Linked DNA regions of Homo sapiens: region 2 is linked to region 1. A link is a loop called in an ENCODE intact Hi-C map of the cell type or tissue named here. Cell type or tissue: MCF 10A. All regions are shown on one strand. Links, peaks and the distances in the headings refer to the core of each region. The heading gives the core; the rest is flanking DNA.

What was found. A loop is a pair of places that touch in the nucleus more often than their neighbours do. Peaks named below come from ENCODE experiments on the same cell type or tissue, not always from the same donor. Only the 100,000 strongest peaks of a DNase experiment are listed, where the experiment ranks them.
Region 2: a loop joins it to region 1, with 4 times the contacts of the local background. A loop is called at or near these places in 4 of 110 quality-filtered maps.

What each region holds. Positions count from the first base shown.
Region 1 is chr15:92,002,936-92,018,341 of GRCh38, forward strand. The region is part of intron 2 of SLCO3A1 (solute carrier organic anion transporter family member 3A1); the gene reads left to right. Among named protein-coding and RNA genes, the nearest start is that of SLCO3A1, 160 kb to the left of the region's middle. RefSeq lists an enhancer at 8,914-9,414. In MCF 10A, for the core only: no CTCF peak of the experiment used is centred there; no DNase peak of the experiment used is centred there.
Region 2 is chr15:92,061,165-92,076,570 of GRCh38, forward strand. All of the region lies in intron 2 of SLCO3A1 (solute carrier organic anion transporter family member 3A1), which reads left to right. Among named protein-coding and RNA genes, the nearest start is that of SLCO3A1, 220 kb to the left of the region's middle. In MCF 10A, for the core only: no CTCF peak of the experiment used is centred there; a DNase peak (open chromatin) is centred at 8,597.

The DNA of each region.
Region 1 (15,406 bases), core at 4,821-12,820:
CATCCCAAGCCTCAATTCTCAAATCTGAACAGTAGAGATGAGGTTGATTGCTTATCTCACGGAGTATTATAAAGGTGAAGTGAGGCAAGGATATCACTCTTCCCTGCATTAAAATTACATTGCCCGCCTCCCCTGTGAACCCTGTGTACCTCCATAGCAGGAAATTCATCTTATGTATCTTTACGTGCCCAAGTCCCCCAGCTCTGCTCTGAAACATTCTGATAGGAAGGGCCATTCTGTCATATTATTTATTGCTATATCTCTCTAGTGCCTGGAACCGTGCTGAGCATAGTATACGTGCTGTGTAAATGTTTGTCGAGTGCACTTATGCGTGGTAGGAGGTAGTTAATTGATGGTTGAACACTGACTTGCTGAAATGACTTACACATGTCCTGTCTCACCCCTAGTGGTTAGTGCTAACAAATGTCTCGGCTTCAGAGAAGATACACTATGGAGTATACATTCCTTTTGCTTATTAGTACTTTATTAGTTTTTCATCAGCTAGCCTGTCATGCATTGGCCTCAGCATCTATCAACAGATCTTGTCATTCTGCCTCCCCCTTCCCATCAGAGGATGTCTCATCAGTGGACATCTTGTTAGTGAATACCTCGTTATTCCTTCATCAGACCTTCTGTCATTTTCTCAGCTGCGTTGATGAGAAATCCCAGACTTCATGGGAAAGGTCAGGAGTTGGCAAATGAGAGCTAGACAAGATTCAGTAGTGACATGCAGTGGTTGTCCTGTGGGATGAAGGGCTTTCGTGAGTGATACAGTAGGTATACACAACAGTTAGTTCCCCATGGAATTCATGGATACGGGGCCAGGATTACATGCACCACCAGCCAGAAGATGACACCAGGTCAGCCTGGCCAGGCTGTGGGTCGGATCACAGCCCTTGGCAGTAGGTTTGAATGAGGTGGCACTGGAGTAGGCATTGCCTGGCAGTGCTCCCCATCAGCACTGCGCAGCTGGGGACCTGCTGCAGAAGGGCCATGCTCACACTGCTCAGCAGCTGTAGCTGTCAGCCTCTATCATGGATTCTGATAATCGTCCAGATTAACTGAAATGTGCAAAATAGGTTGGTGCCTTATGGTATGTGGTACGTGGACCGTCTCAGGCACTGGTTATAGGGGCAGATTCCTGGATCCCACCCAGACCTTCTGGGAGAGGCTCTCTGGGGTAGGGCTTCGTAAGTATCAGCTTTAACATGCTCCAGTCTGTGCTAAATCACAGGAAAGGTGGAGAGCCATGCTGGACTAGCTGGGAGTCTGGTTTTTGGAGCTGACAGACCTGGACAGGTTCTAGGCTGTGCCACCTGCTAGCTGTGTGATTGTGGCATGCAGCCCTGCTCAGCCTCTGCATCCTCCTATACGGTGAAGACCATGACGATGGTGTCCGTCTCATGGAACTGTTAGGATTAAGTGAGATAATGTATGCAGGGCATCATAGCACAGCATATGGCCTAACACAGGCAGCTAAGAGTATAGCTGGTTAGGCAGTGATGACAATGATGATGACTATCCGTGGAGAGGGGAGTGGTTTTAGTAATTCTGCTCCACGCAGCATTAGAAGAGTAGATGCTTGAGTAGTGTTGAAGAGATGATGAATTATTGGCCATTTTATTGACAAACAGAACACCAAAAACCAAAGATACTCACTCCCTGGATTAGATGTCACCGTAGTCTGTGTATCAACAAAATCTCCAAAGTGATTTGGAAGGACACTTTGAGTTTGGCAGGGGATAGATGCTGGTGAGTGAGTTGGAGAACTAATGCAGGTGCATCCCAGAAGCAATAGTTGGAGCTTCTCCCAATTGTCCCTCAAATGCATTAGTCCCGACTGAAATCTGGTGGTTTGTGTAATGTTAAAAACATTCTTTTACTTTTCATCCTGGATGCATCTATGGCCTGCATTTGAGCTCCTACCTAAAGTAGTTCTGTCTGGCAGAGAGCAGAAGAACACTCCAAGTGTGGTCTATGGCTCTAAGCTCTGAAAGCCTCATCATTTCCTTATGGGGATAATTAAAAACTCTTTTAAAGCCTCTGAAACTCTCTTATTGAACCCTAATAAATATCAGTGGCTTTATTTGCCACAACTTACTAAAAAGCAGAGCAGTGGTTAAATGAAAAGATTTATGATATTTGCATTGTTTATTTTGAAGCATCTAATTAAATAATTAGTTCAGTCTTCTAGCTGTTTTTAGAAACAAGTCTTTAGAACCCTACAGAGAGATTTTCTGGGCCCAGGAACTCATTTGGGGAAGTGATTGGCCTTTGAACAGTAAGTAGAAAGTCATCAAGGTAGCTCTGCCCACCTGGTGTTTGCTTATGGAAACCATCTGCTGGTTAAAGTTCCTGGCTCAGAACAGCCCTAGCCAGGCAGTCACAGCCTGCACAGAGGTGCAGTGATGGCCATAGTGTGCCGAAGGGGCTGATCGCTTCAAGAGCGTCTGGAAAGTTGATGGTCTATCTGTCACTGCGATCTTGACATCCTGTGTGGTTCAGTCTGGTTGCAGTTGGACTCATGCTGGGTCTGGCGGGTAGGTGAGAATCTCTACCTTGCTGTTGCTGTCCAGGTTTCAAGGCAAGCGTGAGAGTAGTCCTACACAGAGGAAAACACACATTAGGCTCAAGCACCTGCCTGTGCTTTGCTGCTGCTTGTTTAAAGGAGTGCTTGGAAATGCCAGCTGCCCAGCCTCTAGAGAGCTGGGGGGATGGACCCCTATCCTGTGAGAAGTTGAGTTTGAGGATACACCTGACCGCTGAGGGATGCAGAGCACACCTACGCTAGCTCACTTTTACACAACCCGATAGATTTCTTGATGTTATGCACTGGATAATTCCCTTGTGGCCCAGTCACCTTCCCTTTTGTAGGGATGGCCTGTCTATGTGATAGAAAGTACTCAAGCCATGGAATCAAGTGGATGTGAATTCCACTGCTGAACCTGCCACACACTGACTTTGGGACTGAGCGAAAGCGTTTCTGAGACTCAGCCCTTCTAACTCTCACAGGAGGAATGGAATAGCTAATTGCACCCAGTGAGGGTTAAAAACGTCTTGTATGTGAAAGGAGATAATGCCACACCAGGTGTGCTCAGGCTGTGTCTGTTAGCAGCTGAGTTGCTCTGTCGTCTCATGCTTGGGCGTGCTGTTAGGTAATTTGCTAATCTGTTTTTTATAAAGCCTAGAAAGCAACAATCAGAAAATATTAAATTCAGAGGTTAATTAGGTCTCTCACATAAGCCAGGTTGTGCTGGAGTTGCCTAAAAATTTTGCATCCTTTCTAACTTCTGCACTTCGAGAAAGAGCAGGGCCTGTTCGCCATCCTGGTTCTAAGAGCAGATGGTCTGCCTGACCAAGAGCTCAGAGGTGACATTAGTTAAAGATCCATGACATAAGCTACAGCTTCTATGAGCGCCAGATTGACCTTTGTTAGAATGAATGAGTTTTACTGGACTTTGGTACAGCTACTGAGTTAGTTCAAGAGCACAGGTGCTTTTTGGTTAGAGGCATATTAGGTCATGAGCTTGCTAGAAGTCAATCTCTGTGAGTCTTTTTCCCACAAATAATGAGTGCTGGGGTTCATGCTGGTGACTGTTTCCTACTTTGATCTGGCATATGTCTGCCTGATCCAGCCCTTTCTGTGCCCAACACTCCTTGTGTCTTTAAGATGAGCTGAGTAAAAAATTCCAGCAGGAAAAAAACGACAACAATTTCCTATTCATTTAAATGACTGCCGTTATTGTTAAAGACTCAACTCTTTTTCAAAACTAGATTTCCAGTGCCCCAAAAGACAAAACATAGTGAGCGTAATAAACAGGATAGATGTGTCTAGTGCAGAGAGAATCATCAGAATTACTAATGAAGCTTCTTCATTAAGCTACCACTCCAGTCCAGAAAGGGAGTTCCCCTCTAGGGAAAGCCCCCAAATGTATCCTTTTAGCAATGTCTCCCTTTATTTGATCTCTGTTTTAGAGAACCAGAGTCCTTTACTTCAACAAAATAATTTCTAAAGGAAGTAGCAGAAAGGCTCGTTAATTGATAGTTTGGGAATTGTGCTGCATTGAATTATATAACCTGGAATGTCATATTATACCGATTTAGCACTCACATGCATTGCACAACAGTTTATAAACGAACTAAGCAACATTTCCACTGACACGCAGGAGGACTACAATATGTCTGTGGTGTAACATTTAGGACAATACCTTTATATATATGTTCTCAATGAGATAAAGGTCAGTTTCATGGTAGGTGCTGCTAAGAATAAGGAAGAGAGATTGTTCTCTTAACACCTGTCTAGTTAATGTGGAACTTGGTTGGAGAACCCATAAACACAAAATATTCAGGCATTGTTCCATAGTGAAAAGACGACAGCTTTCTACCATGGCAGACTCTGAGCTTGAGTTGAAGGGACATTGGATGGATATATGGCTGGAGTATTGAGGCTGGGAAGTCCTCTCTTACGTTGAATCGGGGAAGACTGCAAAGAAAAGGTCGGGGAGAGAACAAGATGGGGTGGATGTCAGATGTTGTTTTGGGGGAGAACAGAGGAAGAGGAGTCACTGAATAGGGATAGTGTGGAAGGAGGCTTGCCTCATGGTGAGTGGCAGAAGGGCTTGGGTTGTATGTACTAGAATGGCCTTGCATAGGAAGGGAGGAGCAAGGGAAGTGGATGATTTAATTGACGCTAAGAACCTCTCGCAGATTTTTAGAGGCCTTAGAATTAGTAGGCTTTTCTGAAAATTAGAAGAACTGGAGAGGGCGTGGAGGAAGGAAAGTAGTATACTTCTTTTTCCTGTTCTGTAAGTTTTGGGGCATCATGCATTAAATTATTAAAATAATCCCCAAAGCATAAAATTAGGGTATTTTGGGATTACCATGAGTATTTTACCCAAGGAAGAGCGATCCAAGCTCTACTAGTTTATAGGGTAGTACCTCAAAGACTGTAAGTTTATTTATTTTCTAAATTTTTGGAAGCATCTCTTTTCAGAAGAAAGACTTTAGAAAGAGCCATACTGACAGCCTTGAGGACTTGGTGATTTCGAACCTACAGGTCAAATGTCTCCGATGGGTCCAGAAAGGTTGCCTTTTCTAAAGAAGTCGGCTCGGTAAACAGGAGGACCCAATCACAGGTGCCATTGCTTGAATGAACTTGAGAGCAACCCCATACTTGGTCCCTAAATGACCCACTAGCAAAACTGAAAGACCTTTTTTTCTTCCTGCAAACACATACACACATAACACATAATTCAGATTGCTATATTTCTTGAAATGGCTTCCACTGGGGTTGACATGGGTCTGATTTGATCAAAACCTGGACCCAGCAAGTGAGACCTCCCTGGAGCTCAGGCTTTATGGTAACACAGACTGGGGTTCGTATCCCCCTTTCGCCGCCAGGTTGTGCAGTGCCCCAAAGGCAAGTCACCTATTCTTTCTGAACTCCAGTTTGCCCTGCTGTAAAAACAGAATCATAACACTTGTTCCATGTGGGTTTTGTGAACATGAAGTAATGTTTATGAAGTATCTAGCTGAGTTGCACATTCAATGAGCTAAAAAAATAAATTGCAGTTAAGATGTTTTCGTTTTAAATTCCTTGACTTGTGACCTCCTTTCTAAACTGGCATACTACAATCATCTAGATTCATTTTTACAGGTTTTGGGGAGTCAACATTGACACTGAAATCATAAATCAGGTTTAAAATTCTGTGTTCAACTTGGTAGAACATAAGGGTTTTATACACACATGCACAGAGATAGGTATAAGTTGTTTTCTCAATGATGTTTTTCAGTGATATTGGCAAATGTGATTATTACGCCTAGAAAACAATAACTGGGACCATAATCGTTTATATGATATATGTGAATGTAAAACTGAAACTAAAAGCAAATCCTTTCAAAAAGCAAATCTGCTTTGGATAGCATCAGTCATGGTCAAAAAGGCAGATCAACGCCCTGTCTACCAAGAAGAGCAATATTTCAGCTAGGAAACTCTATTTGAAGAGATTTTATGGATTTCTGATGTGTAAAATGATTTTGTATCATATTGTAGATGGAGTCATTTGTAGAGAGAATGAAAAATATATTACTTCTGACATGTTCTTTTTAATTGAAATGACATTTGTACACTCTGATATTTCTCTGTGCCAATGTGTTTTTCTTCTCACTGACCGCAGCCATCATCCAAGTCAAGGTCAAGGGCTGCATGCTGTCCCAAATGTTATGCTCTGCCGAGCCGTCCCCTGAGTTACAGTTGGGAAGTCTGCAAACCTCTGCCTCACTCACCATCAGAATATTTTCTGGAGGAACAACTCTAGGATTGAAATAAGCAAGAGCCAGTTCTGCTGGGGTCATAGTCCAGGGCCCACAGCTCAACCACGAGAGAACAGATACAAAGTGTCCTGGGCTCCTTCACATCTCTGTCATTCTGTCACTCAGGAGCCTGGTTAGGTGACTCAGGTTCTGAGCAGTACCCTGGGTTAACTCCTGCCAGCCCACTCAGTTTCTGAGCTGCAAAAGCCAACTCGAGAATGTCTCCAGCACGGCCTGATGCTTGTTGTACAGCCTGTGCAATAAGTAAACCAGGGATTCGTGTGTCAGGAAGACAGCAGGCTTTGACACCATGGTGCCATTTGGATTTGGCTCTACCACTATGATCTGTGTGATCTTAGGCAGGTCATCAAAGGTCAACAAGTCTCAGTTTCCTTCCAACATTTTGAATGACAGTACCCACATCCTTCAAAGGTCTGTCTAAATGGGATGGTGCATGGACAGAACTTACCTCCTTCTAAAAGCTTCCTTAATGTTAGCTACTATCAGTGTGGAGTTGTAATGAGGACCAAAGAGAAGTAACATGAAGCAATACAAAGCTTGTCCCACAGATGTTTCTTTCCTGAAGTCCTTTCTGTTTAGTTCAGATGGGCAGGCGATGTGCAATGAGGGAAAGGTGTGCATTCATCCAATAGAGGCATTTTCCAAAGCCCCGTGCTCATGGAGAGGGACAGTGGCACATGGAAGTCTTATGGAGAAGTGCCATGTGGGCTGGACTCCCCCAGACTTCATTGTGTAGCTCCTCCCTGCAATTTCACCGCACTCTTGACAGCCCAGAGTCAAGCAAATGGGAGATGGCGGAGCAGGTACCTTGAGCCCCTCTAGGATAAACTACCACATGACACTTAGGATCTTTACTTTTCATTATATCTGCAACACTCAGCACAGGACCCTGGAAAGTTTTTGTTGAATTATGGGATGCTAGACTGCAGAGTAGATACTCAGGTGATCTATGTAACCTATTCAGTGTTTCTCTAAAGTGTTTCAAATAACGTTACTCTTGGAAGGGGCTCCATTAAAACAACACCAATAAAATATATGGTCTTGATAAAGCTCCCTTTTGGAGAATGGTGATGCACGTTAACATATTAAAGCCCCTAGGCAGTTCTGCACAAAGAAACCAGTTTAACTGCATTCAGTCCAGCGTTTCTCAGTTTCATTTGGTCTAGGGACCCTTTTTCACTTCTTCCTAGGACACTTATTAACAGCTCATGCATATTAGAACCCATCAATCAATGGCATATTGATTGGTGTTAGTATATAATAATAAATCCTTGTGCATTTTTATGTAATTATTAGACTTCTGTGTAGGCATTTGCTTCCTGTTACAGTGCCATTGTCCTTACCTGTCTGCAAAACAAAATTCATTTAAATTTTTCTCCTGTAACTCTGTTGTTGATGTCAGTGGGGATCAAATGTTCGGCTGGACTTAATTTTTTATGAGCCCTGTTGATCTTTCTGCATGATGACCCCTCTGCCGCATGAAGCCCCAAGCCCAGTAATAAATGATGGGCTGAGACTCACTGGGCAGTCTCAGGGGGCCCTGATTGTTTTCACAACTGTCTCTATGATCCAATCAACTTTGTTCTGAAAAAATAGCTGGGATTCCCCCTACTCCTCACCACCTCCATCACCAGCTGGCTGTTCCAGTCCAAGCCATCATTGTGTCTTACATGGATCTTCACAGTAGCCATCTAAACAGACTGTTCCCAGCACAGCAGCCAGTGCGATCCTGCTAAAACCCAAGTCAGATCAAGTCAGTCCAATGCCTGGAAAATACCAGAATCCTCACAATAGCCTTCAAGGCTCTACATGACCAGGGCCCCTGCCACACTCCTCTTCTCTCACTGGCTATAGCAACCCCGGACATCTTGGTCTTCTGGAATGCTCCGGGCAGGGTCCTATCCCATGACCATTGCATTTCCTCTCCTTTCTACCTGGGACGCTTTCTCTCAGATATCCAAATGGCTCTCTTCCTCACTTATTTCCCACATCTGTCAAATGCCATCTTACCTTATGATCAAATCAGGGTAATTAGCATAGCTCTTACCTCAAACATTCATCATTTCTTTGTTGTGGGAGCACACAAAATCCTCTTCTCATGCTATTTTGAGATTACAATGCCTTATTGTTGACTGTAGTCACCTTACTGTCACATGTATGGAAACATCACATTGTACTCCATAAATATGTACAATTATTATATATCAGTTTTAAAAAAAGATAAAAATTTAAACACATGCTTCTTAAAAAAAAAATTCCATCTTATCAGAGAGGCTTACCTGGGTCACCCTATGTAAAATGCAAGAATCCCCCACTTCCTTGACAGTTATTCTCTCTCTCATTCCTTGCTTTTTAACCCCCTTGGCGCCATCAGTGCCTGCCCTGTGATGTATTTATATTGTTATTTACTGACTCACCTTCTCAAAGGAATGTTAGCTGTGCTAGGGCAAGGGCTCAGCTTTGCCAAGGGCAGCATCGCTGGCTCCTAGCGTGGTGCTTGGCCTGCAGTCACAGCCCAGGACCTGACCATTGAATGGGTGAGTAACGGCAGTGGCTAGCAGCCCTCTAGTGATGTGAACAGAGCGAGTTATACGCAAGAGGTTGTGAACATCAGGGAACCTCTCAATTTGCTGTGTTATTTGGAATGGCTCAGCCTGGCAGCTGTCCCCAGGGTCACAGACTGCTGCTTCTGAGTAAACTTGTCACAGCTGAAGGTGAGAGCCAGCGAATCACCAGCACATGAGCGGGGACTGAAGCCTCAGAGGAGAAGGAGGGTGGTGCAAAGACAGCCCAGAGAGGAAGAGACAGAAGGCGGAGCCCTGCAGAGCCTCGGGCAGCAATGCAAGCAACCCACTGTCACTGAGGTTGCCTTTATGTAATAATCAGTGCCGTTTATTGCATGAGTGCATCTTCTGCTGTCCTTGTTGCCTCTTACAAAGACCATTGTATTTTCATCTTCTCAGTTACAAGCCTTTGAGATTGGAGCAGCTTGCACGTGAGCAAACAGCTCGCCATTAGGAATCAGTCTGGATAAGAGCAGGAAAGGGCTCAGCTTTCTTGGGCTTTTCTTGCCGTGAAATGAGCAAATTGAAAGTGAAGGTTTTCAAGGTCCCTTCCCAGCCCACAGTTCTGGGAATTTAGTCACCTTGAAGCCAAGGGAGCATGTGTGTCACTCATTTCATGACTCAGAATAGCAGGCACTTCAGAAATACATAAAGCCAGACCCAGAGGTGGTGTTGGCCTTGTGGAAAGTGTCCCCTTCCCATCGCTGACCACATTGCTCTAGAAATTGTTTTCCTTGGAGTTGATGTAGACTGTGATGAAGAACCTTGTACAGGTACATGGTTTTCCCCTGTGAGAGCACTGGCTCACACCCGGAATCCCAGCACTTTGAGAGGCTGAGGTGGGCAGATCCCTTGAACCCATGAGTTCAAGGTCAGCCTGGGCAACATGATGAAATGCTGTCTCTAATTTAAAAAAAAAAAAAAAAAAAAAGGCTCAGACGAGGCTTAACTCTAGGCCCTGCTCGACTGAGGTAGAAACATCCTCAGAGCATCCCCAAGGAGCTAGAGAAAGAACAAATAAATCACCAGTGAATACAAAGATGAATAACTTCAGAGAAGTACTTCATGAAAAAGAAAATGGCATTTGTTGAATGTAAAAGAACAACTGCGGTAGCAGGTTATGGATCAAAGCTCTCACAGCCTGAAAATTAAAAGACCCTGCGTCACACGGTCCTCCAGGGAAAATAGCCAGTGGCCCCACAGTTCTGGCTACGAGGCTTCAGCTTCCAGAGAGAGGGAGACTGACATCTCCACTGGACTAGAAGAAAGGAAGCCTGTGTGCAGATGGGTGGCTTTGCATGTGGCAGACCTTGAAGCTAGGGGGAGAGAGCCATCTTTCTAGACTTGTCAAAGGGCAAGACCGGGCCCTTCTCAGCATAGAGGGAATGTGAACTTGGACTCTAATTACTCATCAGTTCTCTCGGCAGCATGGATTGATATTGGTATCTCATTTCGTGGATGAATAGAGAGGCTCATAGATGTTGAGGCTTGGTTTGAGTCACACAGGTGCTGCGGCCAAACGCCTCTGATGTTCCTGCAGTACGTGGCCTATTCTTTGGGCCAGGTGCTGTGTTGGCTGCCATGGTGATCTGACCTCAACCCTACCAGCCGTTTTGGATAGTGGTGACCCCTTTGTGGCAGAAGGTGACATGAGATTTGTTCCTGTGGTCTGATGTGCCCGAGGAGCACAGCACAGGGAGCCTTGAAACAAGGTGCCCCAGCCACCCGCCGAGTTAGGTTACACTTCTCAGCTGATGACTTAAAGTATTAAGAAGAGACAAACAGGCATTCTTCAGTGATACAGAAAATGTCACTCACAATCAAACATTCTTTCTTGTTTTTAAATCCAGCTGAGCTATAGACCTGTCATAAAATCATGGCATCTAAAAGGCCCTTTAGAGGTCCTGCTGGCAGGGGATGTTGAGGAAGGATTTGGACTTTGAGTCAGACCTGTGGGGTTTAATTCCTGGACCTGCGCCATGCAGTTCAGTGACTGGACAAGATGCTGAACCTCTCTGAGCCTCAGTTTCTCACCTTGTGAGATTGCTCAAGAATATGCTGTCCTAATAGGTGACAGAGGTCAGGCAGGAATTAAGCAGGTTTTTCTATGTAAAAGGCTGAGCGTACAGTAGGTTTTCACCAAAAATAGGTGACCTCCCCTCGCGTGGTCACTCCCACCCCCATCTTTTCTGGACCAGGAGGGCACAATCTTACCCCCAGTGAGCAATGCTAAGGCCTCTTTATCTCCCCAGATCCAGGCTAAAGCTTAAACCTGAGCCCATTTTCCTTTGTCTCGGCTGGCACCTTGGCAGGGGAGAAATATATGGAGGAAAATCAGTACCTTTGTTTCCTCCCAAGGAAAAGAAAATGCAGAAGCCTGATGGGCGTCTCACCTAGATCACAGTTCACTGGGCCACGGGGGCAGTGGACCACCTGCGGCTCTTTTAAGTGCAACTCCGGTTCAAGCCAAATACCTGGGCACAGATGTGAAGCGTGGGTGGCAGAGAGGCAAAGAAAGAGCTGGAAAGAAAACTGGCACTCTTCGGAGGGCTGCAGGAGTGAGAATGCCCCGTGATTAGGGTTTCCTTCTAGGCCCGTATTTTCAATTACAGTCATAATTTATTGCTATTATGGGCACCAAACTATACTTGCCATGGGCTTTGCATACACAGGAAATGAGCCAGCATTTAAACACTACTCAGAAAAAGGGGCCTAATGGCTAAAAAGCAGTGGGAAAATGGAAACCTGCCCTCTCCTCCTTGTCACAAAACACCCACCTCTTCCTCCTCCACTTGTCCACTAAAACACTTGCCTTTAAAAATCAAATTAACAACATTTATTGCTTATACAACATTTATTGGGTGCCTAGTCTGCCAGGCTATATGGTGGAAGTGGTGAGGAAAATGGGGCACTTTGAGGATATTGTCCTTCTCTGTGGAGGGAGAAGGGTGGGAGGTTTTCAGGTCCCAAGCATTCTGGGAACTCAGCGTCATGGCTTGGCAAGGAGACAGAGTAGGCATTGAGGGAGGTGGAGGAGGAGGGTAAGGAGGATCAGGCCTGGATCTGATGTGGAGGGAACTGAGCTAGCTGTGAGTGTAAGTCCTTCCTAAGGGGAAAAGCTCCACTGTTTGGTTTGCAGTCCCCCAAAAGGCTGATGCATTCTTTCTTGGTTCCATGGCTAAGCTTAAGGCATGGCTTTCAGAAGCCTTGGACAGCAGAGAAATACTGGGAAGCAGGGGCACCACCATTTCTAGTTTCAGGTGGGAGAGCTCTTTGGAGTGATGTCCTACTGATGAGCAAGGTCCATCCTTGGGGGCTTGGGCAGGCAAGAGCTAGGCATAGGAGTGAGCAACTTGGTACATTTAATGCCAGGAGCTTTCCGTAGGTCCTGTTGGCGGGTGTATTCATCCATTTTCATACTGCTGTGAAGATACTACCTCAGACTGGGTAATTTATAAAGGAAAGAGGTTTAATTGACTCACAGTTCCACATGGCTGGGGAGGCTTCAGGAAACTTACAATCATGTCAGAAGGCGAAGAAGAAGCAAGTACCTTCTTCGCAAGGCAGCAGAAAGAGAGAAAAGCCCAGGGGGAACTGCCACTTCTAAACTATGAGATCTCGTGAGAACTCCCTCACTATCACGAGAACAGCATGGGGGAAACCGCCCCCATGATCCAATCACCTCCTACCCAGGTCTCTCCCTTGACACATGGGGATTACATTTCAAGATGAGATTTGGGTGAGGACACAGCCAAACCATATTGGGTTTAGGACAGCTTTCACTCCCAAGGGAGAGGCAGAACAGTAAGCAAGCAGGAAGATGGCCAGAACCTAGAGTTTACACATGGCAGTGAGCGTGGGGTGTGAACAGGCTGCTAAGGGTAACTGTTGTGGGCATTGCCCAAGCATTGCTGATGATAAGACTGGTCCAGTCCCTGCTTGCTGGTGGGGCCCAGGCTCTGACCCCATTTGCTCAATCAGGAAGGCCCGAGCTTATAGGAACATGGCTTCAGAAACAGGGGCCAAGAAGAACTGGTGAAGGCAGGAGCTGATAGCTGGAAAAGTAAGACATAAGAAAAATACGAAATGGAAATTTAAAATAAGGTACAAATGATTTGGCATGTGGTTGGTCACCAAATGAATTGCAGAGACACTCCTCAGAGGATTAAAGTAGTGGGCAGAAAGGATTTCAGGATAGGGCACTCCAAGGAGGAGATGAAATTTCTGCTAGACATTATAGGGTTTTATCAAACCCCAAGAAGAGAGTTAGACATTCTGGACAGGAAGATGATGTGCAAAAAGCCCAAAGATGTAAGGCTGGGAGATAGCAAACCAGGTCTTGATGTTGCAGATTTGTTGTATATATATTTATATAGATAGATAGATAGATAGATAGATAGATAGATAGATAGATAGATAGATTAGATAGATAGATAGATAGATAGATAGATGTTATAGATATATATATTATGTATTTGATATAAACTAATGCATATCAAACATTGTTTTTTTGGTAGAGATGAGATCTCACTGTGTTTCCTAGGTTGGTCTTGAACTCCTAGCCTCAAACAATCCCCCCAACTCAGCTGGGATTATAGACTTGAGCCACTGAGCCCAGCCTGAAGAAGGCTTTGAAGGCTAAAGGAAGGAATGTCGTCCTGATCCCTTGGGATCTAGGCAGTGGCAATCTCTATGGCCTTTGTAAGTTGACATGGAGGTAGGTAGTGTGCAGCACGGGACAAAGAGATGGGACGCAGAGAGACTAGTGTGAAAGACTATTGCATGGCTTAAAGAATGAATTAATAAGGGGCTGCATCAGGATACTGACTGTGAAATGGAGGAGAGAGAATGAATTCCAGAGAGTTATCAAAGCAAGGATGGATGGGACATGAGGAAGAAGACCACAAAGACAGGGGGAGTGAGTGACAGATGGTCACAGTCATAAAAGGAGGAGGAGGAGGGAAAGATTGGGGGAGGATGGAAGATGAACTTCGGGCCTGTGGATTTGAGGTGGCAATGAGAATCCAAATGCTTACATCTCAAAGTGAGTTATGTGGGATTAAGATAAAGACTAGGGCTTGATCGCACATTTGAAAATTTTCTCTGTAGTGTGGATCTCTCTAGAAGTCACAAGGGAGACCACTTCCTTCAAAGAGAGGAGAAGAAAAGGATACAGAGGATCAGCTACTCAACACCCACTTTTGATGGGCTGAAGAAGGAGAGTGAACAGATAAAGGAGGACTCCAAGGTTAAGAGGCACCATAAAAAGCGACTAGATACCATTTGCAAAGGAGAAAGAGCCCAAAGAAGACAACATCAAACATTAGCAGCTTCAGCTGCTGCAGGGAGATTAGGGAGAATGAGGGTTAAGATCTGGTTATTGGAACTGATCCCTCAAAGGTGCGGATGATCTTTAAGAATGTTGTTTCCATTGAGTTGGAGGAGCTGGGATTGGGGGGGGGTAGGGAAAGAGCAGGTGGCATTGAAAACATCTAAGTAGCAAAAGGAAGCAGGGATCCTTATATAAACTTAAAAAGCTGTAAGTGAAACCAAATTATGTTCCCTGACAGGGAAGGACCTAGTGTTGAACACATGGCAAAGAGAAGAAGCGGTGTGTGAAGCATGTTCTGGAAAAGGCGGGGAAGGGCTGGACACGATGGCGCTCCCCTTCTCAAATCCAGGGGTGGAAGAAAATGGGTGTAGAGGTGGATATTTAGGGGAACAGAGGACTGGAGCAGGGTTGCTGACACAAAATAGCCACTGCTTCTTAGGGATGTTCAATGAGAGGGTGATGGCTGTGGGTGGTAGGGGAGGGTGGGAGAAGGCCTGTGTGGACATTTGGGGAGGAGAAATTCTGGAATGATTCTTGTGGAGGATTGGCTCAGGAGTTCACAGGGATGAGCGAAAAGGGAAGGTGAAGCTACCAGGGGCACATGACACCTCCCAGGATGCTCAGACAGCCAGGGATCTTGTTTGGGTGGTGGGGGTTGCTCCAGCAGACCAGGGTGGAGGCTTGGAGACATAGGCAGAGGTGAGTGAGATAGGGGCCCATCACACTAGCACACTAGCCCACCACATACTCCTGGAAGGGCAGGAGGCTCAGAACAGTTGGAGGTTTGGAGAGGTCGGAGGGAAACTTCTTGATGAAGCAGGCAAGCTGCTGATGAGTGGAGGAGGATGGATGGGAGGTGCCAGCGATGAGATGACAGAGATGGAACGCAGAAGGTGATGATGTGGTTGAGGGCTGGGCTGTGGCTGATGCGTACCCGAGTACAAGGGACTGAGATGGATGGGCTGAAGAAGACAGATGTGAGGCCAGGCCTTGGGGCGGTGACGGGGCTGGCATAGCTGGAAGGGAACTGGGTGGGAGTCAGGGACTTAGGTTTTAACAAACCTGTTGCTAAGTCTTTGTTTGGCCTTGGCCAGGTCACTTGGGTTTCCCTGGTGAGGGGCTGCTGTCAGCACCATCCTTGCATTACTGTGCACAGTAGTCCTTGAGAGCCAGCAGG
Region 2 (15,406 bases), core at 4,743-12,742, 58 kb after region 1:
CTGGGGTCTGGTATACATAGGTGCCTAATAAATGATCCTTGTTCTTCTGGGTTTCCCCTCTCCTTCCATGAGTCTAGGGGTGTTTAGAGGCTGACTGGCTCATGCCCACAGCTCAGCCCTAATAATATTTCAGGATCACAAATATCAGACTGAGAGTGGACAGAAATGAATGTGGACATGGATGAAAGGGAGGGCTTGTCTGAGTTCCATCCCAGGGATCAAAGAGGAAGAGATGCACAGCAGAAGAGATCTTCTCTCCACTCCCCACTGGCATTTGATTCAAACTCCTAGTTCCTTAGTAGCTGCCCCTCTGAAGGTCCTGAGAGACTGAGACTTCCCAAGCGTTTGTTCACTGAATCACTCCAGAAGTGTCCTCTTACTGGGATTAGCTATGAAATCTCTAAAACCCAAAGAGCTAATAGGGCTGTTGGCTGTTGGGAAGATCCTAAGAAAGCTAAGAGGTGGAGGAGGTGCACCCACTGTCCATCCCCACTGGCCACCGTGGTGGAGATGGGGAGCTACAGGAGGTTCCAGGCCCTCAGGAAAGCAGAGAGTTGAACAGCATGCTAGCAAAACAGGCCAGAAGGACCAGGAGCCTGCCGGGTTGTCCTCCTAGGCAACCCATCACCCTGTTAGACGCTCCTATGGGTTTGTTTGTGGATGCACATGTACATCCTTACACAAGGGCCTCCCCTTTGGGAGCCACAAGGGTTTAGCTACATGGTCATGTCAAGGCTCTGGGTGATACAGGGCAAGATCTGGATTTTGGCAACCCTGTGGCAGTCACGCATCTGCCACCATCCAGATGGCATTGACAGACAGCGCCCCAACTCACACCCAGCCCTCCCTGGAGCTCCCACTGCCTTACGTCACTACATGTTGCCCCGGGCCCCTCCTGGAGGCCTTGTCAAAACAGGATGAAGAGCAAACCCTGAACACTGGGGAAATCCAACTGAGGAAGACCTGAGTGTTACCTAACTCTGAGCCTTCAAAATCCTGTACTAGGACAGCAAACACACACACACTATTCTGATTCTGTTCCGGGAAGGGTTTCAGATGGTAAAAGTTTTTGCAAAATGAGTGAGTAAGTGGCAGTTTTATGGAGGAGGTGACATTTGCATTCTGTCTGAATTTTGTGGGGACAGCTCAAGGAGCAGGCTGACCTGGGTCCAAGTCGGGTCAGTCATCCTGGGAAAAGCAAGGATTCAGTGGCCTGAATCATGCCAGGCAGGGAACTCTGCAAAGGGGCCCGAGTGCCGTGTGGTCCATGTGGGAAGTGTGAATTGCATCCGGAAGGCAATGAAGAATCAAGCCACTAATGAGTTTTGAGGAGGGGGTTCGTGTGGTCAAGTTTGTGTCCTAGAGAAGGCAACTCTGTTGGCAGCACCTTAGAAGGCTTGGAAAGAGAAGGGCTTGGCAACAGGAGACTGGTTGGCCTGAAGAGTGAATTTCTAATTGTGGACTTTCAGACACTGGCAAGCTGTTAGGGGAGTTATTTTGGGGTGGCGAGATCCAGAGCTGTGGTCCAGAGGCAGTCTCTGACATGCCAGGTCACTCTCTCGGGCTCCGGCTCCTGTACCTGACTACCACTTGGAGCGTGGCTGTGGGTGTTATCATTGTGGTCCCTCTGCTGGATGCTCATTAAGGCTTTCCCTGGAAATCAGTGTCCAACCTTTCTCCCACCACAGGGCAGCCCTGGGATGGCTTCTGAATCAGGGCCTGCCCGCCTCCTGCAGGTCCCTCTCAGTAAGTCAGAAGGTACAGCTCTGTGGACCCAGACCTTTGGAACCTCAGCATTTCTCAAAGTGGGAGTTGGTGAGAAGAAAAACCTTGGGACAGAAAACAGCTTAGCCTGGGCTATCAGGTCACCCAAAAAGAACAACCAAAATGGGCAGCTCAGAATAACGCCTTAAGGTTAGCTCAGGTTCTGCTTATAAATACTAAGCTCCAGGCTAGAGGGAATTTATCCCTTTGGGAACCAGATACGCTCTGATGTTTTACCAGGGTTCATTTTGAGAACATGGTCATGTTAACTGAGAGTGTGGACCTCAGCAAAGATGGATGTTTTATTAATGTGACAGATGCTGATCGGGACCCCTTGTGCATAGATATCCAGTTAAACCCATTTCAGTCCAAACCCTGGAAATGTGGGTGGAGTCCTCGGTGTAATGGCATGGTGTAGTGTCAGTTTTCTCAAAGCCAGACAGGCTCAGCTGCAAATCCCAGCTCTGCCACCTGTTAGCCAAGTGACCTGGACATGTGTCCTAACCTCTGCAAGCCTCTCTTTCCCTGTCTATAAAATGGGAACAGTAAGAACCATTACAGAGGGTTATTGTGAAGACTGAATGAAATTAGTTAAACTCCACCTGCAGTTGGTTGCTTTAAGTAGTGTAATGAAACTTTTTAAAAAATGGGCCGGGTGTGGTGGCTCATACCTGTAATCCCAGCACTTTGGGAGGCTGACGTGGATGGATCAGGAGTTTGAGACCAGCCTGACCAATATGGTGGAACCCTGTCTCTACTAAAAATACAAAAATTAGCCAGGCATGGTGGCGCGTACCTGTAGTCCCAGCTACTCAGGAGGCTGAGACAGGAGAATTGCTTGAACCTGGGAGGCGGAGGTTGCAGTGAGCCAAGATCGCACCACCGCACTCCAGCCTGGGCAACAGAGCTAGATTCCATCTCAAAAAGCAAACAAACAAAAAAATCATGAAGCCAGGCAGGCATTGTTTTATTGTTGTTGTTCTTTTGTTTGTTTTTTGCTTTTTCCATTATCCTGTGGAACCCTTTGAGCAGCCTATGAAAGGCTATTCCCATTTCATAGATGGGATGAACACAGTTTAGGGATGTGTTTACTCTGAGGTTATCAGTGACTGAGCATAAGTTAACCTCTCCAACAGCCTGATCTTGCATCTGTTCAAGCCATGAGCCTAACACTAGAGATAGTCTCCTAACAGAGCCCTGCTGAGGCTTTCATCAGTGACCCCCATGGAGGCACCTGATGCTGAACTTGGCTTCGAGGTCCTCCCCTTCTCCCCTTCTCGCCTGCTGAACCTTCCCAGAGCGTAAGAGGTAGTTGGGAAATGTTTTTCAGATCTTTTGACTGTTTTTAAATCCAATTACTTAGTTTTTTTTGCTGTTGAGTTGGTTGAGTTCTTTGTATATTCTGGTTATTAATCCTTTGTCAGATGAACAGTTTTCACATATTCTTTCCCATTCCATGGGTTGTCTCTTCACTTTGTTAGTTGTTTCCTTTGCTGTGCAGAAGCTTTTTAGCTTAATTTAATCCCATTTGTTACTTTGTACTCTGGCTGCCTGTGCTTTTGAGGTCCTACTTAAGAAATCTTTGCCCAGACCAGTGTCCTAAAGTGTCTTCCCCAGTGTTTTCTTCTAGTAGTTTTATAGTTTCAAGTCTTACATTCAAACACTACTCACGATAGCCAAGATATGAAATCAACATTAGTACCCATCAACGGATGAATGAATAAAGAAAATGTGATACATAGACACAATGGAATATTATTCAGCCAAAAAAAGGAATTAAATTCTGTCATTTGCAGCAACATGGATAGAACTGGAAGACGTTATGAAATAAGCCAGGCACAAAAACAAATATTGCATGTTCTCACTTATATGTAGGAGCTAAAAACACTGATTTCATGGAGGGAGAGACTAGAATGATGGTTACCAGCAGCTGGAGGGTAGGGAGGAAGGGGAAATGAAGACAGATTGGTTAATGAGTACAAAAATGCAGTTAGAGAGAAGAAATACATTTCAGTGTTCAATAGCACAGCAAGGTGACTGTAGTTAATAATTTATTATATTTTTAAAAATAGCTAGAAGAGAAGATTTGAAATGTTTCCAACATAATGGTTGAGGTGATAGATATACCGGTTACCCACGTTTTTTGTTTGTTTGTTTGTTTGTTTGTTTTTGCAGATAGAGTCTAGCTTTGTCACCCAAGCTGGAGTTCAGTGGCACGATCTCAGCTCACTGCAACCTCTGCCTTCCGGGTTCAAGCAGTTCTCCTGCCTCGGCCTCCCAAGTAGCTGGGACTACAGGCGTGTGCCATCACGCCAGGCTAATTTTGTTTTGTATTTTTGGTAGAGATAGGGTTTCACCATGTTGGTCAGGCTGGTCTCAAAACTCCTGACCTGAGGTGATCCACCTACCTCGGCCTCCCAAAATGCTGGGATTATAGGTGTGAGCCACCACACCCGGCCATTTACCCAGATTTGATCATTACACATGATATGCTTGTATCAGAATATCACATGTACCCTATAAATGTGTACAACTATTAGGTATTCATAAAAATTAAAAATAAAATTTTTAAAGAAGAGTTAGGATGAATGGAGACAAACTGGAGTCTCAACTCCAGTTTTTCTGCAAGGAAAAAAGGAGGCTAGGCTAAATAATTCAGTAGAGTTGCCATAACTGTATGGCCGCCTTTCCCAAGTGGCCCCTATTTCCTGCAGTAATTAAGGGGGATCCATGTGCTCAAACCCCTTTATAGCTCTTTTCAAGAAATCATGTTATTTCCTTCTTTTTTTAACAATGTTATTGAGGTATAATTTATATACCATAAAATTCACTCATTTTACGTGCACATTTTACAGAGTTGCACAACCATCACCACCATCTGATATTAAAACATTTACAACTATTCCTGGTTTAAAGTGGAGAAGAAGTTATGTGCTGGTCCTGTTGAGCCCCTCACTGGGAAGTTTAAAAGAAAAAAGGTTTCCTGAGCCTGTTAGGAAAGGCAGTGAGGACACGGCTCAGAGGCCAGGAAGCTCCCAGGAAACTTTCCTTAGATGGAAAGTAGTGAGCTTTCTTACGGGCAACATTCACAAAGGTGAAACCACCAGAGGAGGAGTGGGGACCAGCCACCCTCCATCCTTCCTGTGAGAGTCTCCAGTGTGGGAGCATCCTCAGTGGAGGGCAGGATTTCTTGGAGAAGAAATTCCAAACAGCCTCCAAGCATTAACCTGCTGCATCCCTCTTGAAGGAAGGGGAAGAGAAGAGGCCAGGTCAAGTCTAGATTCCAGAGGGGGAGTTGGTAGAGAGGCCAAGCACTCATAGGATGCCCTCAGGCTCTTCAGGGGAAGAGTGACCCAACGGAAAGAACCTGTTCAAATCCTGGCTTCACCAGTTACCAGCTCTAAGCCTCAGTACCCTCATCTCAAAAATCGGAGAAAATTGTTGTGCTGTTTCTGGCATTTTGACAAAGTGAATGACAATATGCATCCATAGGGTCTGGGATGCTGAACAAACAGCCACAATTTCAGTTATTGTTAAAGAAAACAGCTTCTGAGAAATGCAAAACCTGAACACTCTTGAACAAGACATATCTGGTTTATTGCAAGAAATGAGAATGTGTCTTACTGGTGAGTTCAAGTCCATATTCTTCTATTTACTCTGTTTGTGTGGATCTGGACAGGTTGCTTATAGAAGCCTCTCTGAGCCTCAGTTTCCTTATCCATGAAGTGGGCCTAAGAATAGCGCCTGCCTTGTAGAATTGAGCTGAGGAGCAAATGAGACACCGCACGGACTGTGCTCAGCCAGGGCCCATTGCCTGCCGGGTGCCCTGTCAAGGTTGGCCGTTGTCATCAGTGTCACCATCACTGCTGCCCTCTCTATGGCTGGCAGTGGTGAGGACTTGTTGTGGCCGTGTTTTCAAAGGGACCTTCTGTCCCAGATCCCTTGGGTACCATCACTCAATATTGCAACTTCTCTGTGCGTAGGAAACTCCCTAACTCAAACCTGAAAGGACAGGCCTATGGAGGAGCGTAATGAGAACTCATATGCAGTCCCAGGGTGTCTCAGGGAGTCTTCTGGGAGTTTGCTTCTTCACACCTTGTATGTAAATATTAGGAGAGAAGAGTGAGGGAGTCAGCTAGAGCTTAAATAGGAGAAATGTTGAGGACCAGTCTCACTGATGGCAACCAGGAGGTATGTTTTTGCAGGCCATCATGCCCACTGCTGTGTTGCCACAAACACCCCCTGCTCCCTCAGGCCAAGGGAATAGGAGCCCAGAGCCCTGTACACCATGCAGGGGTAGGAGGATGTTTGCTCCAGCTTTGCATTAAGAAGGGAGATGGATTCCTAGTGATGCCCCAGTGAGGCCAAGTTCGATCCCCTCCTCCCTCTGCTTCCCGTGTGGTTTCTTCAGCCTGGGCTGCCTTGCCCTCACCTCAGCCCTCACGTAGGTCATGTAGCCTACATCCCCGAGGGAGAAGTGAGACTATTCTTACAGCATAGGAAAGTTGACTACGGGAATGACATTAAGAGACTGAACTGGAATCTTTTATCTTTGTCTACTCGTCTTCCTCCTAACACAAATGCACTAGACTTCTTACACATTCACAATCAGGAGAAGTACATGCATGATATAGTAAAGCCATTAACCTGGTGTCAAGTGTTATCAATTGGGTCATTAAATAAGACTCATTAAGCATCGTCTAACTGCAAGTAGATGGTGCTGCACCTTTTGGAACTGGATGTCTAGAGCCAGAAGCGTCAGTGCAGACTACTCTTTGTGGTTTCCCTTGTAGCTACTAGCCGGCTTGGAAGGAATCACACCTATGTTAGTCCTTTTGGGCTCCTGTAACAGAATACCATAAACTGGGCAGCATATAAACAACAGAAATGTATTTGTCATGGTTCTGCAGGCGGGGACGTCCAAGATCAAGACACTTGCAGATTCAGTGTCTCGTGAGGATCAGCTTCTTGATTCATAGACGGCCACCTTCTTACTGTGTCCTCTTCTGCGGGAAGGGGTGAGGCAGCTCCCTGGAGCCTCTTTTTTAAGGGCACTCACCCTATTCATGAGGGCTTCACCCTCATGACCTGATCACCTCGCAAGGACCCCACCTCTTGATACCATTACCCTGGGTATTAGGATTTCAACATGAATTTGGCAAGTAAGAGTGCACAAACGTTCAGACCATAGCAGTACTTGGCCAGGCTACCTCCTAATAATACTGCCAAGCGAAATCAGATGGTGCAGGCGTGATAGAGCGGCACGAAGCTATTTGTGTCTTTCATAATTAGCATGTTTTGAAGGAAAACTTAGCTGTGATAGAGTTAGAAATTAGACTTTTCTGCTCAGCAAATTAGCTCTCAGATTGCAAACCACGTGAGTCCATTCCCCCACCCCCACCTTACTCCCACTTTCAGAGATGAATCAGATGGTTTACTCTGTTCTACTTTCCTCTTCAGAAAAGGGAAGCAGAATCCAAACCTAATTAAGACAGCGTTTCAGCGCTATAACTAAATTCATTCATAGCCCAACCACACTGGGATGCATGAGCTTCCTCTGGCCACTTCATATTGCAAACCTGGTTCAAATAATTATCATTCATCATTTACTCTCAAGTTTAAGTTTCTAGAGAAATTTTTAAAAATTAACCCTGCTCTTCTCATGCTTGCTGGGGCCACAACGCTCCAGTCACTTTGATCAAGACAGCACAGAGGCCTCATACTAAAGCAAGCCTCTGAACATGCTCCTTATTAATTAACAGCTGCAGGCATTTGGAATGTTCTGTCCGAATGGTGTTAACAGCCTCATCCCTTTGGTGGCCAGAACTAGAAAGCAGAAAGATCCCAAGTGAAGCTCCTCTTTTGAGCTACCTGCTAGCTCCCACCACTCACGCAGGCTTTGGACTCACCTGCCCTGTCACTCACAGCTGTGTGACACTGGACATTCAGAACCTCTCTGTGCCTCATTCGCCCCACCTGTAACACGCTGGGTCACACAACTCCTTCACACGGTGATGATTCCTAGAGATTCATGAATATTTGGAGATTCCTACTCTGTGCTAGGCACTGTGCTGGGCGATAGGGAGACAAAGAGAAATAAGACCGAGGTTCTTCCCCTCAATAACTCCATGCTCCAAATCAGTGCTTCTCATTCAAGGGCTCCCCCCGCCCCCCCCCCGCCACCCCCCACTCCCCCCAGGGGACATTTGCCAATAGCTGGAGATAATTTTGGTTGTCATGATGGGAGATAGAGGGTGCTACCAGGATCTAACAGGCAGGTGCCTGGGATGCTGCTGAACATCCTACAATGCCCAGAACAGCCCCATGCCAGGAATTACTCACTTTGTCATGTCAGTAGTGCTGAGGTTGAGGAACCCTGATCTAACAGACCAATCCAGATAGATACGCAGATAATTTCAGTGCAGTGTGATAGGAGTTACGAGAATTAAATAAAATATTTTATGTACAGGGGCCAAGACTTGGTAGTTCTCACTGAAAGGTCATGCCCTTCATGCAGTGACCTGCTTCTGCAAGGACTTATGTTGGTAGCAAACAGCCAGAGAAAGAAGGCAGTCTTTGCATTCACTACGCAAGGGAGGTGTCACTCCAGGTGACCTAAACCTGGCTTGTGTGATCCAGTCCTGCCTCTTGCTTCCAGCTCTGTCAAAATCCCTGCCCGTCTACAGGTTACCAGGACCTTGGGGGCAGAGGGATCCCAGAATGAGAGCTGGACCTGCTGGGGGAGGAGGCAACCTTCAGCATTGAGTATTCCTTTGCACTTGCCCTTCCCTCTCATCTGAACACTCCCATCCCTCACTCGAGCTCTGCTGGGGAAAATGATGAATGAGTCACGAAGTGAATCACTGGGGAAAGCCCTCCCCGGGAGCTGTGGCTGAGAACCCACCCAGGCGACATAACTTCCTGGTTCCTTTCTTGCCTCTCCCCACAAAAGATTAAAAATAAAACGGGAAATAGTTAAGATGACTTGCTGCAGTAACTTTTATACTTTTATAATAAGAAAGTGAAAATGTTTAAAGAAGCCAAACTGGTAGGCTACCCGAATTAGGTCGAGCACGATGAAGACTCTATTCTGTTGCGTTGGCATCAGGCTCGTTCAGAACCGACTGCTTCAAGCAAGTCATTCTCCCAAAGAGGCGGAGGCAGGGTGGAAAGAAAACGTGAGCCTAAATTGAAATATCCAGGGCCTTAAGAAATCACTCACGCTCTCTGAGCATCTCGAAGTTTCCTGGCTTTCAAAATGGGTTTGATGGCACCTCGTACCATTGTTTGGAGGGTAAAGGAGTTCAGGCATGTGAAGGGACTTCGAAAGTTAAACAGCCTTGTACAATTATTGCTAAATGTTGGGGACAGGATAATAGCATTGTAGCTTTGTTTTCATCTTTCAAAAACATGTCTTGAAATAATTACGGAGGGTCGGGTGCGGTGGCTTACGCCTGTAATCGCAGCACTTTGGGAGGCCAAGGTGGGCAGATCACCTGAGGTTAGGAACTCGAGACCAGCCTGGCCCACATGGGGAAACCCCATCTCTACTAATAATACAAAAATTAGCCAGGTGGGATGACGCATGCCTGTAATCCCAGCTACTCAGGAGGCTGAGGCAGGAGAATTGCTTGAACCCCAGGAGGTGGAGGTTGCAGTGACCCAAGATCAGGCCACTACACTCCAGTCTGGGTGACAGAGCAACACTCTAGACTTTTTTTTTTTTTTTTTTTGAGACAGAGTTATGGAGGAAATGATATTCGGGATTTGCTTTAACATAAGGATGGAGGAGTGGGAGGGGGCAGAGATGGAACCCTGACTGTGAGTTGATGATGGTTGTGACTAGTGAGAGGTATCTGTGCCTTCATTCTTCTAGTCTATTCTCTCTACTTTTAAATTTGAATTTCCACCATTTAAAAACATCTGTTAGATATTTTAGGTATACTGAACTATATACTTAAAAATGGTTAAGATGGTAAATTTTATGTTATGGACATTTTATCACAATTAAATATATATATACACATCCCTCTTTTAAAGTCAGTAATTGAGATCAGCAATATATATGAGGCACAAGGAACACAGAAAAGCAATCATATGAGAGGGAAAAAGAGAAAGCCAGGATTAAAGGGGCATAGCTCTTTTGCCCCCTTTTCTGGGAATTTGTTAAGTACAACCACTGAAAGAAGCAGGACTCTCCCTGGCTGGAGGACTAGAGAGTGAGCAGGAACTTTGGCCAGGACGTTGGAAATACCCTCCTGGGGGCACGTGACCTGAGATGGTTGAGGAGCGGTTGGGTGCTGCATGCATGCGAGGCCGGTGCCTGCCAGGGAGCGTGAGGATGAAGACAGGTTGCCCAAGCCTGGAGAGGCCCACTGTCTGCAGGGCAAGCATTCAGAGAGCACACCAGCACACCATCCTCGCATTTGGCAGCGAGCAAGGCAAATGAAGACACAGGACAGTGTGGAGGGCTCTGCATGCTGGGCTGTAGTTTGGACTTGGAAACAGATGAAATGAAAGCTGTAGTCACTTCCCTTTTTGCCTTTTAAAAAATATATGTTCAGGGGAAAAAACACACGTCAGAAATGGAGTCATTTGAAGCTAAGTGTCACCCATCTCGGAATAATTGTCCGCCAGCACTAGATTTTACAAAGTGATTGGTGGCACAGAGCACTCTTCCTGATGGACAACACTGGCCCGGCAGTGTAGGAGGGAACGCAGGCCACTGGCAGAGCAGCAGAGTCTGGGGTGGGCCGTGGCCTCTCCTCTGGCCCCAGTTCTTCAGTCGTGACACCTGGGGATATGTCCTTTCATCTCTTGGGCTCTCTGCATCCCCACCTTGAAGGGAGGACTGGATGGAATCCAAAGACTGATCACAGGCGGCTGTGTCTGTGTTTGCAGTTGTTCCTGGCAGGCAGACCACACTGGATGTGTCTTAGTCGTAATCTGGGGGCCTGGGCGTGATGAGCTCTTGTTCCTTCTACTGTGTAACTTGCACTAGAACCTAAGGAGGCCTCTCAACCAGGGTCCTTTTTTCAGCTGTCACCAAGGGTACAATTAATGGCACAAATCGGTTCTTCCCTATGACGCACTTTGTGTGAGATGCCTGGATAGCAAAGGCAACACTTGCACTGTGCGTTTTCCCTCCTGGATTCCAATAGCTTTCCAGTTAGTTCATAGGTTTCAAGGGATTTGGATGGTGCAAAATGGAGGCCTTTTGGAAGAAATTAAAAATGCGAAGCCTGATAAGCGTAACCACCATTCTTTTTTTTGGTTTTTTTTTTTTTTCCTCACTGGCTAATGCATTGTGTGTTTAAAAGGAGATTTGGCCCAACCCAGCCTCAAGCCATTATTTACTCAACCTTTGTTTTCTTTTTCTTTTTCTTTTTCTTTTTTGGTGGTTGTTGTTGTCGGCTCATTATAACCAACTGAACTCAGCCTTTCTTTAACATTTATTTTCTGTGTCTGTGCTCTGGACTTAAGTGAATACAAGATCTGAGAGAGATGACCCACCAGGGGTAGTGGTTTTCAAATTTTGGCAATGGGCCTGTTTTTCTTTAAACAAAAGATTGGTTTTCTGAGACTATGCAACAACTTTACGCAAAAACTGTATTTTTGTCCACAAACTTGGTGACTTAGAACAACACAAGCTTATTATCTTATGGTTCTAAACACCATAAATCTGAAATCAAGCAGACCTGTGCTCCCTCCAGAAGCCAGGGGAGAATCCTTCCTTGCCTTTCCAGCTTCTGATAGATCCAGGCGTTCCTTGGTCTGTGACTGTGTAACTCATGTCTGTGGCTTTACTGGCATCCTCTGCTCCCCTTCTCTCTTTTCTGTGTGTCTATTATAAGGACACTTGGATTTATGGGCCCACTAAGGTAGCCCAGGATGATCTCATCTCAAGATCCTTAACTTAATTACATCTGCAAAGACCCTTTTTCCAAATAAGGTCTCATTCACAGGTTCCAGGACATAGACATATTTTTTTTGAGGATCGTCATTCAACCCAGTACAAAAACCTTACACGGGGCAGAAGAGAGAAAGGGGAGAGCTCTGCTTATATCATTATCACATTGTCAGGACCTTGACCTCCACACATTCAGATCCCACCCCTTTCCCCCATCCTTTGCCCGGTAAGCCATGCACCAAGGATCCAAATTTGAAAACCAGAGTTTTAGCAGAGAGAGCTTGGGAGACTTGGGAGTCAAAGGCCTACGCTGGGAAATGGGCCTGGAGTTTCCACAAGACCACTTGGCCTCTCGGTTTCATCATCTGTGAAAAATGAGATATTCAGGTCTACGCTACAGTGTTGACATAGAGTCTAAATGAGATCCTTAGTTCTTGGGTCATTTCCAGGGCTCGGTAGCATGAGTTTACTCTATCCTCATCCCACGACATTCTACCCCGTGGAAAAGGTGTTGAGATGTTATGGAAACACTTCTGACTTCACAGAAGGGTTGGTTCCTGAACCAGTGGACAAGAAAGTTAATTCTGGCTTTCAAAGAAAGCCAAGAGCTCTAGAATTGTAGGGTTCAGGTTTTCATCTTTTCCTTTGGCAGAAAAGAGAGCATTCTTCAAGCCTATTCAATTCTAAGTACCAAATGACAAGCCATATTAAACAGATCCCAGTGAGCTCCCCACATCCTTTCCTGCTTACACCACAAGTGGACTGTGTGCCAAGCAAGGCTTTGAGATCAATTGCACTTCGGTGGCTTTTGAGTAGTTTCTCAACTCCATCTCATCTAGTGACATTTTAGAACGGATAATTATTTGTTGTGGAGACTGCCCTGTGCATTGCAGGTTCAGTGGCATTTTTGGCCTTTACTCACCAGATGCCAGCAGCAACCCCAGCCCATTGTGACAAGCAAAACTGTCTTCAGACATGGCTCAGTGTTCCCTGGCGGGCAAAGTTGCCACTGGTTAAGAACCACTGCTTTAAGAGAACCTATGCTCGAGGTCAGGCACCGTGGCTCACGCCTGTAATCCCAGCACTTTGGGAGGCCAAGGCAGGTGGATCACCTGAGGTCAGGAGTTTAAGACCAACCTGGCCAACATGGTGAAACCCCCGTCTCTACTAAAAGTACAAAAAATTAGCTGGGCATGGTGTCAGGCACCTGTAATCCCAGCTACTTGGGAGGCTGAGGCAGGAGAATTGCTTGAACCGAGGAGGCAGAGGTTGCAGTGAGCCAAGATCGTCCCAGTGTACTCCAGCCTGGGCGACAAGAGTGAAACTCCTTCTGAAAAAATAAAGAGAACCTATCTTCTTTCAAGCCAGCCTGTCATGTGTCAGAACTAAACAGTCATTTTCCTTATAATTTTTTTTAAAGGCCCAGTTGCTGCCTGCCCATTGCTGATGCAGGAAGTCTGAGCCATTCAGTTAACACCAACCCGAAAGATGCAGTCAGAGGCTGACTTTGCTTCCCTGCTGTGCACAATTTGTCTCTTCCCTCTCCTTCATCTGCAAACAGAACCAGAAGTGATCTTCCAGAAGAATAAAGCTCATATTGTTTGTTCCAATTATGAGGATCGTTTCTCCAGTTCTGGTCTCAGGTGGGCCTTAAGGACCTCACCAGGTGATCTGCCCAGGTGAACGTGGTATGCCCTGAAGGTCTGCTATTTACCAGTCTGTCTTGTTACCTTTTTTAGAGGAGACATTCCTCAGCAATACCTGGCCTCCATTTTCCAGCCTGTGAGTTAGAACCCCGATGCTCAGATTTCTCTAGAGGAACACACTGCCTGCAAGGATGAGTTTTCCAGAAAAGCCATCTTCCAGGACAGAGACGCAGAGAAATTAAGCAACTCATGTTGATTCAGTCTGGGAATCTCGAGAGAGCTGACAAGCAGGGCGGTGGGGGGTGGCCAGGAGCTGACATGGCTTTCTGGTAGGCAGCCCCACATCCTGCTTCCTCCCTGTGCTGAGTGTAATCACTTCTGCCCCTTCAGGAAAGTACTTCACACCCGTGGCATAGAGCCAACAGTGAGGTGGATTCCGGGTCCTCTGGATGCCTGGGATGGTGAGATGCTTGAGAAAGTTTTGGCAGTTTGTTCAGACTTGGGGACTCTCCAGTCTGCCTTCCTATCACCCAGCAGGAATGCCCTTCCCTTCAACCCTGATACCTGGGCACTTGGCCTCCACCTGAATACCCTTGGTGGTGAGCAGCTCACTACCCCTCTGAAGACAGCCAGTCCCCCGTGCTCCATGTTCCTTGTCACCTGCTATCTTATGACTGCATCCTGAATCCGACTCTGGCTTCTGGAGGGAAACTTGGTGCTTAAGCTTTTATTCCCCATGACAGTGTTCCAGCCTTGCTGCCTGCTCATTGTGTTTTCTGGGGCTAAACTTCTCCAGTCCTTTAGTTATTACATGGCACGGCTTCTAGATCCTTACTTCTCCCAAAAGCCCCTCCAGGAGGTAATCCAGCATGGTATGGCCCCCTCTAAATGTCACATTCCAGACTGACCACACTGGCAGCTGACTCTATGAGAATATGGGGGCTGCCCCTTTGTAACCCTGACTCTGTTAATGCCACGGAGGTTGCATGGGCATTTGGGATAAGTGCATCACTGGTGGGAACTCATGCTGAAGCTCCATTCCGCTGCAGCTCTTCCTGCCTTGATGAGCTCTTGCTCCATACCTTCCTCAGCCCATCCTAAAGTGCTTGCAGGCGAATGCTGGCTCCCTTTCAGACAGATAGTTTGGCCATGTTGAATCCTCAGTCTACCTCTAGTGTATGAATCTTCCCTCTCAAATGGGCATAACATGCCAGTGTATCCATCCCACATGCAGAGAATGGGATAGGAGTGACCCTTTGGCACACTGGCCAAGACCTCCATCCTGCTCCACAGGACTTCACACATCTGCTCCACGGCTTTGAGATGGTTCCGCCAGTTCTGTGTCTCAGCATCATGCATGGTTCCCTCTCTCATATAGTGAGTGAGTGTTTTTGTCCAGTCTGTACTTGCCTCACAGTATAATGTGTTTATGACTTGTCTTCAATCTAATCAGCATCCTGTTCCTATCAGAAAACTGCAGAGGAAATGAAGTTGGTCTGGCGTGACTTGTTCCTGCTAAACTCTGTCGACTTCTGACAGTGACAGCTCCCTGCTTGCAGAACACATAAATCCAGAGTTTAATAATCCATCCTTAGTTTTCACCAGGCTTCAAAATCAGCCGACTGTCATGTCAGCAAGCGGCCGTGTCCCCCTTAGTGATAAAATCAGGGTGAAATTTGCATTTGACTCACATCTTGACTGTTTTCCACCGTTCGTCAAACAAAACCCATGGTGTAGGGGCCCCGCTGGAGGTGAGGTTGGAAAGGGGTGAGAATGCATCGGTTGCGTGCAGCTGGTGCCAACCTGGCTAGCACCTCTGCAGTCTGCCCTTCCCAGTCAGAACCTCAGGACACCAACCCTGCCTCTAGATAGGAGGGATTTCTGCTGATGCAGCCTATGTTCTGCTGCATGTTCAGTACTTTCCCCGGATGCAGGACGTAGTTTTGATGTTAGGATTTCTGCTTTATCCTGGAACCCCAGCTCCCATCCCTATCTTGTGCCCTATGCATGATCACTGAGTCTCTACTCATTTGCTCCTGCATGGGGCCTGGGCATGAATCCACGGATAGACAGTGCCCCAGGGACC